2 separate regions of the Homo sapiens genome follow, and region 1 is linked to region 2. The links are chromatin loops, found by intact Hi-C in ENCODE. Cell type or tissue: GM12878. All regions are shown on one strand. Each heading gives the region's core, and the rest is flanking DNA. Links, peaks and the distances in the headings are about the cores only. Region 1 has its middle 23 kb from the start of SEMA4B. Region 2 overlaps IDH2-DT (IDH2 divergent transcript).

Region 1 (5,376 bases), core at 83-5,082, 58 kb after region 2:
CACGCTGCCACGCCCAGCTAATTTTTTGTATTTTAGTAGAGACGGGGTTTCACCTTGTTGCCCAGGCTGGTCTTGAACTCCTGAGCTCAGGCAATCTGCCTGCCTCGGCCTCCCAAAGTGCTAGGATTACAGACGTGAGCCACCGCACCCGGCCGGAATGCCCATTTTATGGAGGAGTAAACTGGGAGGACGAGCAGAAATATCAAAAAAGCCTTAAGTGCTGTGAAGGAGGCTTTAACGTAGGAAAGTCGGGGTTGCTTTCCCAAGGAGCCTGTTGAGCAGAGACTTAAAACTTTACTGCTTGAAGATAATGCACAGCATCGCCCTCATATTGAACTGTGTTAAAATGAAGAATCTTCAGCCCCCCCCCAGATCTACAGTTTCTAAATGTGCTATTTATTTTTATTTTTTATTTTTATTTTTTTTTTGAGATGGAATCTCACTCTTGTTGCCCAGGCTGGAGTGCAGTGGCGCTATCTCAGCTCATTGCAACCTCTGCCTCCCGGGTTCAAGAGATTCTCCTACCTCAGTTTCCCGAGCAGCTGGGATTACAGGCACTCGCCACCACACCCGGCTAATTTTTGTATTTTTAGTAGAGACGGGGTTTCACTGTGTTGGCCAGGCTGGTCTCAAACTCCAGACCTCAGGTGATCCACCCACCTTGGCCTCCCATCGGCCTCCCAAAGTACTGAGATTACAGGCATTTGCCACTGCGCCAGGCCTAAATGTGCTTTTTAACAAGATCTCCCAGGTGCACAGCAGCATACATATTAGGGTTTGAGAAACAAGGCTAAGGGTGTAACTAAGTTACCAGTCTGGGTGTAGCTTGGAACCAGAGGAGAGCATTCTAGCTAAGAGCCCTGGGATGGGAAGGAGCTTGGAGCAGCATGTGAAAGTCAAGGAATATTTGTGGGTATTTGCAATTTTTCTTTTTTCCGTAAGTGGGAGAGACTTGATCATGTTGAAAAGTCTTTAGGCCATGTGCGGGGGCTCAGCCTGTAATCCCAGCACTTTGGGAGGCCGAGGCAGGGGGATCACTTGAGGTCAGGAGTTCGAGGCCAGCCTGGCCAACATGGTGAAACCCCATCTCTACTAAAAATACAAAAATTAGCCAGGCTTGGTGGCACACACCTGTAGTCCCAGTTACTTGGGAGGCAGGAGAATCACTTGAATCTGGGAGGCGGAGGTTGCAGTGAGCTGAGATCGCGCCACTGCACTCCTGCCTGGGTGACAGAGCGAGACTCCATCTCAGAAAAAAAAAAAAAAGAAAAGTCTTTAGAAGTAAACCAGTTGAGAGGGAGGGAGTGGGAGACAAAGTACAGTGGAAGGGTAGATAGGAGGAGGGGCAGTTTCTGTAGGACTGGCTTCCCAACCCCCAACCTCTGCTGCTGGCTCGAATCACCTACAGAATTTGAAAATTTACATGTGTTTGGCTGGGCGAAGTGGCTGGTGCCCATAATTCCAGCACTTTAGGAGGCAGAGGCAGGCGGATCACTTGAGGTCAGAACTTCGAGACCAGCCTAGCTAACGTGGTGAAACCCCATCTCTATTAAAAATACAAAAATTAGCTGGGCATGTTGGCGGGTGCCTGTAATCTCAGCTATTCTGGAGGCTGAGGCATGAGAATCACTTGAACCCGGGAGGCAGAAGTTGCGGTGAGCCGAGATTGCACCCTTGCATTCCAGCCTGGGCAACAGTGCAAGAATCAATCTCAAAAAAACAAATAAATAAATACTGATGTTGGTTGGGCGCGGTGGCTCATGCCTGTAATTCCAGCACTTTGCGGGGCCAAGGCAGACAGATCACCTGAGGTCAGGAGATCGAGGCCAGCCTGGCCAATGTGGTGAAACCCCGTCTCTACTAAAAATACAAAAATTAGCTGGGCCTGGTGGCACACGCCTGTAGTCCCAGCTACTCAGGAGGCTGAGGCAGGAGAATCGCTTGAACCCAACAGGTAGAGGTTGCGGTGAGCCAAGATTGTGCCATTGCACTCCAGCCTTGGTGACGGAGTGACACTCTGTCAAAAAAAAAAAAACACAACTGAAGCCTGGATTCACCCCCAGAGAATCTGATTGAAATGATATGCAGAATTGGCCAGCTCCTCCAAGCGATTCCAATGCGCAGCCAGGGTGTAGAACAATTACTTTGGTGAGAAGAAGGGTAGGAGGGGCAGGGCGGTGGGGGGCTTGCAGGGAGTAGCTTGGAAGTGGATGAAGCCTGTTAGGTACCAAGGAGGGCCCATTTACCTAGGTTCCCAATTCAGAAAGAGCTTCAGATTTAGACTTTGTATGTTATTGCAAAATGTATTTGCACCTATAGCCATTGTACTTGCGTGTGTTAAAGAGCACTGTTTTGTTGTGTCTAAACACGTAAAATAACTGCATTTCTTGTAAACAGCAATCTATCCATCCATCTATACCAAGACCACCACCCTTTTCATGAAAGTAGACTGGGTCTCTCTCAATGCAGATGGAAAAAAATAAGGAAGACCCCATCTGATGACTTTAATTTTGTTTGTTTGTTTGTTTGAGACAGGGTCTCACTCTGTTGCCCAGACTGGAGTGCAGTGGCACGATCATAGCTCACTGCAGCCTCAACCTCTCAGGCTCGGGTGATCCTTCCACCTCAGCCTCCCAGATAGCTGGGACTACAGATGTGTGCCACCACACTTGACTAGTTTTTAAAATTTTTTGTCGAGATGGGGCAGTGTCGCTATGTTGCCCAGGCAGGTCTTGAACTCCTGGGCTCAAGTGATCTGCCCACCTTGGCCTCCCAAAGTGATGGAATTACACGTGTGAGCCACCACGCCCATCATGACTTCTATTTTGGTTTTTGGTTGTTGTGGTTTTTGCAATCTCAGGCCAGAGATCTTCACTTCTGTTTTGTATGTGAAGTAAAGGACAGAAGGGAAAATGTTTAAGAGAGTTGGTCCAGAGAGCAATGTAGAGAGGTGGCCAGAGAAAGGACAGCCCAGGTGGTGCTGAGGGTCTGAAGCTGATAACCTAGATTTGCAATGGAACCCTCCACCCTAAGTGACTCTCTCCAGCCACTGTTGAGGAAGAGGTACTGAGAAAGTGGGTCACAGAGCTCATCTAGAGCTTTCTTTCTTTCTTTCTTTCTTTTTTTTTGAGATGGAGTCTCACTCTGTCGCCCAGACTGGAGACTGGAGTGCAGAGTGCAGTGGTGCAATCTCAGCTCACTGCAACCTCCACCTCCCGGGTTCAAGCCATTCTCCTGCCTCAGCCTCCCTAGTAGCTGGGACTACAGGTGCGTGCTGCCCTGCCTGGCTAACATCTGGAGCTTTCCCACGTGGTGAAAATGACCACAAGGGATGTTAGAGAATTGAGGCAATAGGTTGTTGGAATGGTGGATCTAAGTGGGTAAGAAGGGAATGGGGAGGGAGAAAGGCTAGTGGATCAGGAGAAGGTGGGACATCAGTGACCTGGAGAGGCTGCTGAGGTCCAAGGAAGGTCTGAGCGAGTGTGTTAAACCAGGAAGTAGGAAGGAAAAGAGAAGGGAGTTAGAGACTGGGATGCCTGAATTTGGGATCTTGCTGATGGAGCTGTGACTGCTGGTAAAATTGGAGTGGCGGTTGAAGTGGGGTCAGGGAAGTCACCAGAGATGTAAGAAAGTAGATGCAGGACTTGTCACCAAGACAGTGACTGGAGCTTTAGGTGAAGAACTGGGAGCCACATGCGAAGTCTCTAGTGACAAGGAAGTGGCCAGAGGTGGGTGGCCAGCCTCAGGGCTTTTTTTTTTTTTCTTCCAGCAGTTTGTTATAGCCTCAGGGTTTTTATCAGAGGAGGGAAGACAATCATTCAAGAGGGGCATGGGGATGCCTCAGGTCCTGGGGAAGGAGAGGAAGATAGGGGAGAGATGCAGGATGGAGCAGAAGCAAGGAAAGACAGGGGTTCTGGAGGATGCCAGTAATGTAGAGAAAAAAGTCAATGAGTCAATGAGTCAATGAGGCAGGCTCACACCTGTAATCCCAGCACTTTGGGAGGCCGAGGTGGGTGGATCACCTGAGGTTGAGAGTTTGAGACCAGCCATGGCCAACATGGTAAAACCTTGTCTCTACTATAAATACAAAATTAGCTGGGCGCAGTGGCACATGCCTGGAATCCCAGCTACTTGGGAGGCTGAGGCAGGAGAATCGCTTGAACCCGGGAGGTGGTAGTTGCAGTGAACCGAGATTGCACTATTGCACTCCAGTCTGGGCAACGAGAGCAAAACTCCCTCTCAAAAAAAAAAAAAAAAATTACAATAAAAAAATCACAATGAGATATTACTATGCACCTATAAGAGCAGCTAAAATAAAAAACAGTGATAACAGGAAATGCTGGCAAGAGTGTGGAGAAAATGGATCTCTCTCCACATTCCTGGTGGAAATGTAAATGGTACAGCCATTCTGCAAAAAATCATGGCAATTTATAAGACTAGATATGCACTTACCATAAGACACAGCAATGGCATTCTTTGGACATATATCTCAGAGAAATGAAAACTTACATTCATATAAAAACCTGTACACAAATGTTTAGAGTTGCTTCATTTGTAATAGCCCAAAACTGGAAACAACCCAAATAGCCTTCAATTCAATGGGTGAATAAACTTGAGCTAGATATGGTGGCTTATGCCTGTAATCCCAGTACTTTGAGAGACTGAGGTGGGAGGATTGCTTGAGCCCAGGAGTTGAAGACCAGCCTAGGCAACATAGGGAGACCCCCATCTGTACAAAAAAATAAAAAGTTAAACTCTAGTACATGCATTCCATGGGATACTACTCAGTAATAAAAAGGAAAGAACTATTGATACACACAGTGACTTGGTTGGATATATCTCAGAGGCATTATGGTTATCGAAAAAAGCCAATCTCTGCACTCCAGGCTGGATGACAGAGAGAGACGTTGTCTTAAAAAAAATAATAAAAAAATAAAAAGAAAAAAGCCAATCTCAAAAGGTTATGCACTATATTTACATAACATTCTTGAAATAACAAAACTATACAGATGGAGAAGAGATTAATGGTTGTGAGAGGACAGTGACAGGAGTGTGACTATAAAGAGGTACCGTGAAGGAGTACCCCACAGGGATGGAACAGTTCTTGATGGTGGTGGTCGGTACACAAATGCATTCATGGGTTCAAGTTACATAAAACTAAACGCACATATATATGTGCAGGCACAAATAAGTGCATGCAAAAACTGAACGATAAGGTCTGCAGTCTATTTACAGCATTGACCAATGTCAATTTCTTGATTTTGCTATTCTACTACAATTATATAAGTTCATCACTGGGGAAAGCTGGTGAAGTGTTCATGGGACACTATGTACTATTTTGCAACTTCCTCTGAATCCATAATTATTTCAAAATTA
Region 2 (5,376 bases), core at 54-5,053:
GTGAGCCACTACACCCAATCTTTTCCGATTTTTTTTTTTTTTTTTTTTTTTTGGCAGGGGGAGATGCATTAGAGTGCAGTGATACGATCACAGCTCATTGCAGCCTTGACCTCCTGGGCTCAAGCAATCCTTCCACCTCAGCCTCCCAAGTAGCGCCACTGAAATCTATGTTCTTGTAAGTTTTTATAAGCTATTTGTTTCTAAGAGAGGTGTTAAGACTGCCCAGTGTGATTGTGGATGTGTTCATTCCTCTTGGTAATTCCATCCATTTGTGCTATATATATTATGAAGTTTTCTTAAGTGTTATGCTCATACCTGTTATATTTTTCTAGTAAATTACTCCTTTTATCATTAAATAATGATTCTCTTTATACCTAAACTTGCGTTTTGCCTTAAGATTTATTTTGAACTATTGTATATTGCTACACCAGCTTTACTTTGGTCCGTATTTGCCTGATACAACTTTTTTCATGCCTTTTACTTTTAATTTTTTATGTTACATATTTTATGTGTATCCACACATAGCTGAGTTTTGGTTTTGTAACATACTTTGAAAGTCTGTCTTTTTTTTTTTTTTTTTGAGATGGAGTCTTGCTCTCTTGCCCAGGCTGGAGTGCAGTGGCACAAGCTCGGCTCACTGCAATCTCCGCCTCCAAGGTTCAAGTGATTCTCCTGCCTCAGCCTCCCCAGTAGCTGGGATTACAGGTACGAACCACCAGGCCCAGCTAATTTTTGTAGTTTTAGTAGAGATGGGGTTTCACCATGTTGGCCAGGCTAGCCTCAAACTCCTGACTTCGTGATCTGCCTACCTCGGCCTCCCAAAGTGCTGGGATTATAGCCGTGAACCACTGTGCCCAGCTGAAAGTCTTTGTCTTTTATAAACATATTTACACTGTTCACATTTATGGAGATTGCTGAATATTTTTTACATTTCTATCACTTTATTTTGTACTTTCTATTTGCCATGCTTTTCTTTTGCTTATCTATTTATTTATTTATTTTGGAGACAAGGTCTCACTCTGTTGGCCAGGTTGGAGTGCAGTGGTGTGACCGTAGCTCACTGCAACTTCAGGCTTCTAGGTCAAGGGATCCTCCCACCTCAGGCTCCCAAGTAGTTGGGACTATACGCCCATGTTACCACGCCTGGCCTTCTTTTGCTTCTTTTCACATCCTTTTAAGCTTTCTATCGGATCAGCCAAGATTTCTTTATTCTCCTCTACCTCCCTTACTGGTATGGAAATGATATGTTCTATTTCTACCTGTTTAGAAATTAAATTCAGACTTGGGAACCCACATCTATAATCTCAGCACTTTGGGAAGCTGAGGCAGGAGTATCACTTGAAGCCAGGAGTTTGAGACCAGCCTGGGCAGCATAGCAAGACCCTATCTCTACCAAAATTGAAAAACAATTAGCCAGATGTGATGGCACACACCTGTAGCTACTCAGGAGGCTGAGGCAGGGGGATCCCTTGAGCTCAGGTCAAGGTGGCAGTAAGCCATGATCACACCACTACACTCTAGCCTGGGTGGCAGAGCAAGACCCTGTATCAGAAAGAAAAAAAAGAAAAAGAAAGAGAGAGAGAGAAGGAAAGAAGGAAAGAAAAGAAAAGAAAGAAAGAGAAAGAGGGAGGGAGGAAGGGAGGGAGGAAAGGAAAGAAGGAAGGAAGGAAGGGAGGAAGGAGAAAGAAAAGAAAAAGGGAAAGGGAAGGGAAGGAAAAATTAAATTCTTGACTTTACAAAGTTTAAAACTCATTATTTTATTTATCCTTCTTAAAAATATGAGAAACTTAGATTATTTCTCTCCAATTCTCCCATCTTTCATGTTATTAGTCCATAATATTTTAGTTCCAGTGGGAGTTCTAAGCCTCCTCATTTTTCTTTTCAAGTAGATGTATAAACATGTTTGCACCTTTCTTTCTTTTTTCATAGAGACAGGGGTCTTCCTATGTTGCCCAGGCTGGTCTCAAACTCCTGGGTTCAAGGGATCTTCCCACCTCAGCTTCCCAAAAGTGCTGGGATTACAGGTGTGAGCCACCCAGCCATGCCAGTTTCTTTACTCAGCATTGTGTCTTGAATTTCACTCCTGCCTCCTGGGTTCAATTTCCTAATAACTGAAAGGTGTCATTCAACAGGTCTTTTAACAAAAGTCTGTGAGAATTAAGTTTCTCTGTTTCAACTTGTTTTATTTTACTCTCACTGCTAAGGTCTAAATGTCTCACAGAATTCATGTATTAAAATTTAATGGCTGGGCCAGGCGTGGTGGCTCACACCTGTAATCCCAGCACTTTGGGAGGCCAAGGCGGGCAGATTACTTGAGGTCAGGAGTTCAAGACCAGACTGGCCAACATGGCAAAACCCCGTTTCTACTAAAAATACAAAAAAAAATAGCCAGGAGTCATGGTGCATGCCTGTAATCTCAGGTACTCTGGAGGCTGAGGCAGGAGAATCACTTGAACCCGGGAGGCGGAGGTTGCAGTGACCCGAGATCCTGCCACTGCACTCTAGCCTGGTCAACAGAGCAAGACTCCATCTCAAAAAAAAAAAAAAAAAAAAATCAATGGCCAGTGAGATGGTATTAAGAGGTGAGGCCCTAAAGGCTGAGACAGGAGAGTCGCTTGAACCTGGGAGGCGGAGGTTGCAGTGAGCCAAGATCGCGCTGTACTCCAGCCTGGGCGACAGAGCGAGACTCCGTCTCAAAAAAGAAAAGAAAACAACATTACCTGCAACCCAGAAACCATCCTTAAGTTCTCTCTTAGACATTATTTTTCCAAATTCCCCAAAGGTCACTACTACTATCCTAACTTCTACTAAAATGATTGATTTTGCCCATTTTTATTTTTGTGTAAATAAAGTCATACAGTATATACTCTGTTGTGTCTTTTTCTCAACATTACATTATAAACTTCATTCATGTTTTTGCATGTAGCTGTAATTTACTAATTCCGTTGCTATCTAAAGTTGCATTTTATGAACCTGCCATAATTTATTTCTACTATTTGCATTCTACTATTGATGAACATCGGGTGTTTACAGTTTGGGGCTATTACTAACGATGCTTCTATGAACGTTCTTACACTTATCTTCTGTACATATATACAAAATTCTGTGGAATAATACTTATGAGTGAATTACTGGGTCATAGGACGTACACATACATATATAAAGTGTTCAGTTTTAATAGACACTGCCAACTTTTCAAATTGATTGTCTAATTTATATTCTACCAGCAAAGTATGAGAGTTTCAGTTTCTCTACAGCACTGATAACAGCATTGTCATTCTTTTCAGCTTTAGTTATTCTGGTGGGTGTAGTGGGAGCTCAGTGCGATTTTTAAATTGCATTTCCCTGGGGACTAATGAGATTGAGTTCCTTTTCATATGCTTATTAGCTATTTGGATATTCTCTCGTGAAGCACCTGTTTCAAATCTTTTGCCTGTTTTTCCATTGGCTTTTCTGCTTGTTTGTGATTTGTAGGAGTTCGATATACATTTTTTTTCTTTTTTCTTTTTTTTTTTTTTTTGACGGAGTCTCGCTCTGTTACCCAGGCTGGAGTGCAGTGGCGCGATCTCAGCTCACTGCAACCTCTGCCTCTCAGATTCAAGCAATTCTCCTGCCTCAGCCTCCTGAGTAGCTGGGATTACAGATGTGCACCACCACCCCCAGCTAGTTTTTGTATTTTTAATAGAGACGGGTTTTGCCATGTTGGCCAGGCTGGTTTTGAACTCCTGACCTCAGGTAATCTGCTGCCTCGGCCTCCCAAAGTGCTGGGATTACAGGCATAAGCCACCACGCCCAGCCTTGATATACATTTTGATATGAGTCTCCTTATTTATGTATTTATTTATTTATTTTGAGACAGAGTCTTGCTCTGTCACCCAGGCTGGAGTACAGTGGCGTGATCTCAGCTCACTGCAACCTCCATCTCTCAGGTTACTCAAGTAATTCTCCTGCCTCAGCCTCCCAAGTAGTTGGAATTACAGGCACACGCAACCATGCCCAGCTAATTTTTTTTTTTTTTTTTTTTTTTTTTTTTGGTAGAGATGGGGTTTCACCATGTTGGTCAGGCTGGTCTCGAACTCCTAACCTCAAGTGACCCACCTGCCTCAGCCTCCCAAAGTGCTGGGATTACAGGCATGAGCCACCACGCCCAGAGTCTCCTTTTTGGATGTATGTGTTGCAAATGTCCTCTTACTCAATGGCTTGCTTTATTTTTTTAACACATCTTTCGATGCACAAAAACTCTTAATTTTAATGTAGTCCAACTTATTGACCTGAGAAAAGAAAAATAGCTCAGAACAGTCTGAGCTATGTGAAATTGTATACAAAATTGATCAGGCCCAGAGAGACTTGAGTATGGGACTTCAGTCACAGCTCCCCAGGCCCTCCCACATTCAGGCCTGGGGCACCTGTTTAAAGGCCTTTTTTTTTTTTTTTTTTCCTTATCTGTTATCTTCATGTCCTGGAATTCCTGATACAAAAAAAATCAATGGATAGCCAATCAATAGCTTATATTATTTTAATGTAAATTCTTGGTAGACCATTTAGGGACTGCTTCTCCTTTTTTCCTTTAAAAACCCATCTGTAAATATTGCTAATTGGAGCATTTATTCAGGGCAACTTGAATCTGTGCTCCCAGGTTGCAGTCCTCAACTTGGCCCAAATAAACTCTCTATTTGTATAAATGATTTTCCCTCAGTTTTTTCCTCTAGGTCGACATATCTTTTGTTTATTTGTTTGTTTGTTTGTTTTTTGAGATGGAGTCTTGCTCTGTTGCCCAGGCTGGAGTGCAGTGGCATGATCTCAGCTCACTGCAACCTCTGCCTCCCAGGTTCAAGTGATTCTCCTGTCTCAGCCTCCAGAATAGCTGGAATTACAGGCATTTGTCACCACGCCCAGCTAATTTTTATATTTTTAGTAGAGACAGGGTTTCACCATGTTGGCCAGGCTGGTCTCAAACTCCTGACCTCAGGCGATCCACCTGTCTTGGCCTCCCAAAGTGCTGGGATTACAGGTGTGAGCCACCACGCTCTGTCAACATATCTTTTATGTTTATTATTTCTATGTCCTATGTAATAAATCTTTTCCTATCCCAAGATTGTGAAAGTATTCTCCTATAGTATCTTCTAGAAGACTTATGCCTTTTTGAAAACTCCTATAGGCCGGGCGTGGTGGCTCACACCTGTAATCCCAACACTTTGGGAGGCCGAGGTGGGCGGATCACGAGGTCAGGAGATCGAGACCATCCTAGCTAACACAGTGGAACCCCATCTGTACTAAAAACACAAAAAATTAGCCGGGCGTGGTGGCATGTGCCTGAAGTCCCAGCTACTCGGGAGGCTGAGGCAGGAGAATCGCTTGAACCCAGGAGGTGGAGTT

What was found. Peaks named below come from ENCODE experiments on the same cell type or tissue, not always from the same donor. Only the 100,000 strongest peaks of a DNase experiment are listed, where the experiment ranks them.
Region 1: it touches region 2 in a loop (7-fold over the local background); 1 of 110 quality-filtered maps calls a loop at or near these places.

Annotation. Positions count from the first base shown.
Region 1 is chr15:90,175,832-90,181,207 of GRCh38, forward strand. No RefSeq gene overlaps it. Among named protein-coding and RNA genes, the nearest start is that of SEMA4B, 23 kb to the right of the region's middle. RefSeq lists an enhancer at 2,232-3,137. In GM12878, for the core only: no CTCF peak of the experiment used is centred there; a DNase peak (open chromatin) is centred at 2,880; H3K4me3 peaks cover 1,226 bases; H3K27ac peaks cover 850 bases.
Region 2 is chr15:90,117,923-90,123,298 of GRCh38, forward strand. The region is part of intron 2 of IDH2-DT (IDH2 divergent transcript); the gene reads left to right. Among named protein-coding and RNA genes, the nearest start is that of IDH2, 18 kb to the left of the region's middle. RefSeq lists an enhancer at 3,665-4,164. In GM12878, for the core only: no CTCF peak of the experiment used is centred there; no DNase peak of the experiment used is centred there.